Regions from separate parts of the Homo sapiens genome. Here region 2 is linked to region 1. Evidence: chromatin loops called from intact Hi-C (ENCODE). Cell type or tissue: heart left ventricle. All regions are shown on one strand. Links, peaks and the distances in the headings refer to the core of each region. The heading gives the core; the rest is flanking DNA.

Region 1 (2,918 bases), core at 323-2,822:
TAATGAACGTGTTACATGGCCTGTGTGGTCACTTTTCTTTGAGAACCTTGTCATGTGCCCTAGCAGATGGCAGGTTTGCATTTGGGCATGAAACCGAGCACAGTGCTGGCACGATCACTCTATTTCTTGAGACTTACTTAGGTAATAAGAATTTATAATTGAATTAAGTTGGCTCTTATAATTAATTGCTTTGATTCTGATGATGTGGACACATGATTGCAAGCTAAATACCAAATATCATTATGTATCTTTTCTGATATCGAAAGAAGGGTAGTTTAAATAAAAAAAATTGTAGCCCCCTTGAATAATGCTTTCCGTTTGCCTAAAGGTGGAAACTCATAGGTATTCACTAAATAAAGAAAGAAAAAGATTACAAAAGTAGTGACCAAGATAAAACCAGAGGCTTAGGGCTCTGAGAGTTCAGCCTGGGCCGTGATGTTCAGGAGCAGCTGTCTACCTGCAGAGTCCTGGGCAAACCACTTACCCTCCACGGGACTGTTTTGTCCTGGTTACAACGGGAGGAGTTGACTGGGTGACCCCAGGGTCTCTTTAGCTCTAAAAATTCTCAGATTGTGTGACTGTGGTACTCTGAAGGGCAGGTTTTGGTAATAGCATCAGGACCGAGTGTGTGTGCTCACACATGCACACAGACACCCCCACTCATGATCCAAAGCACAGCTGGTGGCCTTTATCGGCCTTGACGAGTGTCCTTTTCAAATGGAGACTTTATCAAACAGTGACATGGCATGTGCTGTGAAAATGGTGACTGTTTTGATGTCTTCCAGTTGGCTGGCTCCCATCTTTCCAGAGGGAGCACTGGACTTCTGGGTAAAGGAAATAGCAGTGACCAGGAACAAGAGAGCCACCCTCCACACACATACTTTTTTCCTGGTAATTGTACCAGTATGTGACTTAGCTAAGTGTACACATCATAAATAGCTATCAGCCCATGTGATGCCAGAGGCAATGGCTCAGTACATGGTTTTTGACCCTCCTGAGATATATGCTAAAAGATTTTTAAAAATCCAGTTCCAAGATTACATAACCGCCAACAACAAAAAGAAAATAGAGAAGAAAAACGGTATTAGTATTAGACCTAACATATTAATTGCTGATGACTTTTTTTAGAGAGAAGCTAGCTTATAATTTTATATATATATATATATAATTCTTTTATATGTTGAGTTCAGGGTCACTGAACTATTCTGATGTTCTGAATAGACTAAGCCTGGGCCAGTGCAAATTTAAGGCTTGCCTGATTTCCCCTGTTAGGGTCCTGCCAGCCGGCCGAGAACACCCTTAGGAGCTGGGCCTGTTCACACCAGACAGGTGGATGTTTCCTCTGAGCCCGAACTGGACTGGAGTGGCCCTGCGTTCTCCTTTGTCCCATTCCCTAAGTCCCCCTGAGGACTTTATCTGATGAGGCCATTTCAGCTTGGTGATCACTTCCCACTAGTTCCTCTGTGCCCTTAAACATTTTATTTGGGTCATAAAAACACAATTCCATGAATCATTTAGGCCACAGTAAGAGCTGCAATAGGGCTTTCTTTTAATATCCTGTGAGTACTTTCAAAATGGATCTTTTGCCCCAGTTTTATTCGTTTATCAAATGTTTGTCAGTGTGGTTGGGCCACCTGAAGATGAGCACCCAGAGAGCTTGGCACGACGGGGAGGAGCCGGACTTTTAACAAGGCTGCGCCAGTGCCCTCCTGTCAGTTAGACTGTCTGTGGAGCTATTTGCTTAATGAAACTGGACCCGCTCCATGACGGAGAGAATCCTGGCGTGACATGTTTTGTAATAGTCCCGTCTGGGTTGGCTGTGGCCTTGAGAGAGGGGATCTGCTCAGGGCTTCCCTTCCTGGACTGCCAGCAAAGCTTTTAGAGAACACACTTTCTGGGTTTCTCCCAGGGAGACTTATTTGTTTTGACCTTTACACAAAGACATAATGCAGATTATTCAGACCATCGCTGAACACAGATCTCCATGGCTATGCTCATAGAAAATTGTTTTCACTCCGGAAGGAATCGCCATAGCAGTTCCTCGGGGGTTCTTTGCATATGTTTATCCCACTTAATACTCATACCAATCTTAAGAGCTTTACAGATGGGGAAACTGGGGCTCTGTGAAGTCACTGGGAAGAAGCAGGACTAGGATTTAACACTCTGTTTGCTGCCCTGGGGCAGGTTGCCGTCTAATCCAGGCAGATGAGGTAAGTATAGAAATCCGAGAAGAGGGCAAGAGCAAGGGTGCCCCGCAGAAGTGCTTGCACACATGGAGGGAGGGTAGGAGAAGGGAGGGAAGGAGGGACTGCAGAAAGTCTTTGTGATATCGATGACATTGGGATGAACCTTGAGGAAAGGCTAGGACATATGTATGCAGATGTGTGCCTCTTAATTAATGGCAGTTTGTGGCATTAGCCTATAAGCTCAGTAAGGTGGGCACCCTCCTTTCCTCCCTCATTTCTCTCTCTCTCTATCTTTTTTTTTTAAGATAGGGTCTGGCTCTTTTGCCCAGGCTGGAGTGCAGTGGTGCAATCATGGCTCACTGCAACCTCTGCCTCCTGGGCTCAAGTGATCCTCCTGCCTCAGTTTCCCAAGTAGCTGAGTCTACAAGTGTGTGCCCCCATGCCCGCCTAATTTTTGTATTTTTTGTAGAGACACTGTTTTGCCATGTTGGCCAGGCTGGTCTCGAACTCTTGGGCTCAAGCGATCCTCCCACCTTGGCCTCCCAAAGTGCTGGGATTACAGGTATGAGCCATCATGCCTGGCCTCCTCATCTCTTTCTTCACTGTATCCCAAGGGCCTGGCAGCGTGGCAGAAAGCCTGGCACATAGCAGGCAAGTGCTTGCTGTATGCTGTTTGGATAGAGGGCTGGGGTGGGTAGGGGCATGGAGGATATTTCAGGCAGAGAGAGCAGC
Region 2 (2,918 bases), core at 304-2,803, 100 kb before region 1:
AATGAACTTTAACAGGAATAAATCAAATTTTCAGAAAATACACAAGTGCAGGATGGGAGAGATTTGGCCTGAAGCACTTCCTGAGACAAAGAAATGGACAATTTAGTTGGCGATAATGCTGAAACAGTGGAGGTCATTGTGCGTCTGCCTAGGAGAAGTCTCTCCCACTCATTCCCATCTGTTCTGGGGGCCACTGTGGAGGAAGCGTCCTCCAAGAGCAGGCAGGCGAAGGGGAGTGACAAGGAGGGTGAGAAGTCTTAGCCAGCTTATCTAAGAAGAAATCATTGAGGGAGATATATTTAGGTTGGAGAGAGAAGAATTGGGAAGCTGATGCCTCTCTCAGGAGGCACAGAGAGAAGTTATATTGGGTAGATCATGTCTCTACACATGAGAACTTTTAAAAATTTGAAATGTCCCCAAAATGGAATTAGGTACTTTCTGAGCAAAAAATGAACATCTTTGTATGTCAACAAATATACCTCTACAACAGAGGTTCATAAATACATTTTTTTGTATTAATATGTACAAAGCGATGTAGAAGACATTCCTCCACTGAGGGACAGGTTAGAACTTGCAAGGTGGCTTATGCCACACAACATGGGCCAGCTCAGCTCCGCTGTCTCTGAAACTTTCTTTTGTCAGCAGAGCAAGAGTAGATTTATCTCTCAGGGGAAAAATTACGTTAATTAGGCTCATGAGTGAATGCCAGCTTAATATAGTATAATGAAAAATATGGCAAAAGAACCATAATGGGAAGCCAGATAACAATCAAAGTTGCAGGGGACACCCCCCTCTTGGAGGTTCTGGCAGATTAATTGGACATATAATAAGTAAGGAAAAACGTTTAGAATGATTGAGGATTCAGTGAAGTTTCCAGCTGTAAAAGAAATCTTAATAAAAGTTTCAACTTTTCTATACATTAGCTATACCCCATTAAAATACAAAACAGAGGGGAAGAAATCCACTATGTGATGATCACAACACTTTACTGACATAAACAAGAAGACTTGCCTCCATCATGCTTCTGCCCTAGAAGTCTTTTCTTTTTTCTTTTTTCCTTTTTTTTTTTTTTTTTTTTTTGAGACGGAGTCTCGTTCTGTCGCCCAGGCTGGAGTGCAGTGGTGTGATCTCGGCTCACTGCAACCTCTGCCTCCCAGGTTCAAGCGATTCTCCTGCCTCAGCCTCCTGAGTAGCTGGGATTACAGGCGAACGCCACCATGCCTGGCTAATTTTTTTGTATTTTTAGTAGAGACGGGGTTTCACCGTGTTGGTCAGGCTGGTCTGAAACTCCTGACCTCGTGATCGGACGCCTCGGCCTCCCAAAGTGTTGGGATTACAGGCATGAGCCACCACGCCCGGCCTAGAAGTCTTAATCACACAGGTTGTTAATTCTTCTCCTTTATGTTATAAATGTAATGCAATTCCTGTTAAAATCCAAATAAGATCTTCTTTTGTTGTTGTTGTTTGTTTTGTTTTGTTTTGTTTGAGATGAAGTTTCACTCTTGTCACCCAGGCTAAAGTGCAATGGCGCCATCTAGGCTCACTACGCCCTCCGCCTCCCGGATTCAAGCGATTCTGCCTCAGCCTCCCAAGTAGCTGGGACTACAGGCGCGGGCCACCATGCCTGGCTGATTTTTATATCTTTTAGTAGAGACAGGGTTTCACCATGTTGTCCAGGCTGGTCTTGAACTCCCGACCTCAGGTGATCCACCTGCCTGGGCTTCCCAAAGTGGTGAGATTACAGGCATGAGCCACCATGCCCTGCCTCAAATAAGATTACTTTTAAACCTTGTTAGAATGATTCAAAATTCATCTGAATAATAAACATTCAAGAAAGGTCAACATTTTGTTGAGAAAGCACTATGATGAGAGGGACTTGCCTCACAATGTTAAAATGCATGGTACTTTGCATTAATTAAAGTACTAGCTATAGCACAGAATAGGAATCTAGATCTGCAGAACAGAATAGTACCGGCCAAAACGCACTTCAGTGCATCTCATAGCTTAGTGAAGAAGTGGAGTATTTCAAATCAGAGGAGAAAGTTCAAAAAGGATTTGGGGACAAAATGAAACAATAAAAATAATGGAAAAAATATAGATGAATATCTACCGAAATAAGTTGGTAAATAAGTTGGGAAGAACTTTTAAAGCATGAAACCGAAGAAATAAATGTAGGTCAGTTTGACTACATAAAGTCTTAACACTGCTCTACAGCAGACAGATTAAGTTTGCTCACTTAATCCTATGCCTCCTTCGCCCTTGCCAGCCTCTTCCTAACTGTTGGGAGTGGCCATGAAATCGGTTCTGGCCAATAAGACATAAGCAAAGGTCGGCTGGTCTTGTCTCTTCCTCCACTCTTCTTCCTTCTGCCTGGAACACAGACCTGGTGGCTAGTTCTGCAGCGGCCATTTAATGATGATAAGGTAACAAATGGGAGGGGCTACGAGAGGACAGGGACGTGAGCTGTCACATTGTCAACTGTCTGAATCAGGTCCAACAGCTGCCTCTCTATGAGATGCTTGTTACATGAGATAATAAGTCCCCCTTAAGAGAGTGGAGCTGAGTTTTCTATTTCCTGAAGTTAAATTCATTCCTAACTGATTCTGAGCTTAAGGCAAAACACCATATTGCAGCAAAAGGCAAATAACAAAAATATTTGTACGATGGATCACAAAAGTTCATATCCTTATTCGTATAAGGACCTCTGTAAATAAGCAAGAAAGCTCTAGATATCCCATTGTTTAAAAAGGGGGCAAAGATTATGAATAGGAAGATTTTAAAAACAAGAAATTCGAGTGTCTAAGAAATTCATGAAAAAATTTCAACCTCATGACAAATTAAAACAATAGCCTAATGATTGATTCATCACCTATAAAACTGGCAAACACTGGAAAAATTACAGGATTATTTTCTGGAAA

Evidence for each region. Peaks named below come from ENCODE experiments on the same cell type or tissue, not always from the same donor. Only the 100,000 strongest peaks of a DNase experiment are listed, where the experiment ranks them.
Region 2: it touches region 1 in a loop (2.0-fold over the local background); 10 of 110 quality-filtered maps call a loop at or near these places.

Annotation. Positions count from the first base shown.
Region 1 is chr6:157,433,070-157,435,987 of GRCh38, forward strand. The region is part of intron 1 of ZDHHC14 (zDHHC palmitoyltransferase 14); the gene reads left to right. Among named protein-coding and RNA genes, the nearest start is that of ZDHHC14, 53 kb to the left of the region's middle. In heart left ventricle, for the core only: no CTCF peak of the experiment used is centred there; a DNase peak (open chromatin) is centred at 1,746; H3K27ac peaks cover 2,220 bases.
Region 2 is chr6:157,333,575-157,336,492 of GRCh38, forward strand. No RefSeq gene overlaps it. Among named protein-coding and RNA genes, the nearest start is that of TMEM242-DT, 11 kb to the left of the region's middle. In heart left ventricle, for the core only: a CTCF peak has its summit at 1,539; no DNase peak of the experiment used is centred there; H3K27ac peaks cover 863 bases.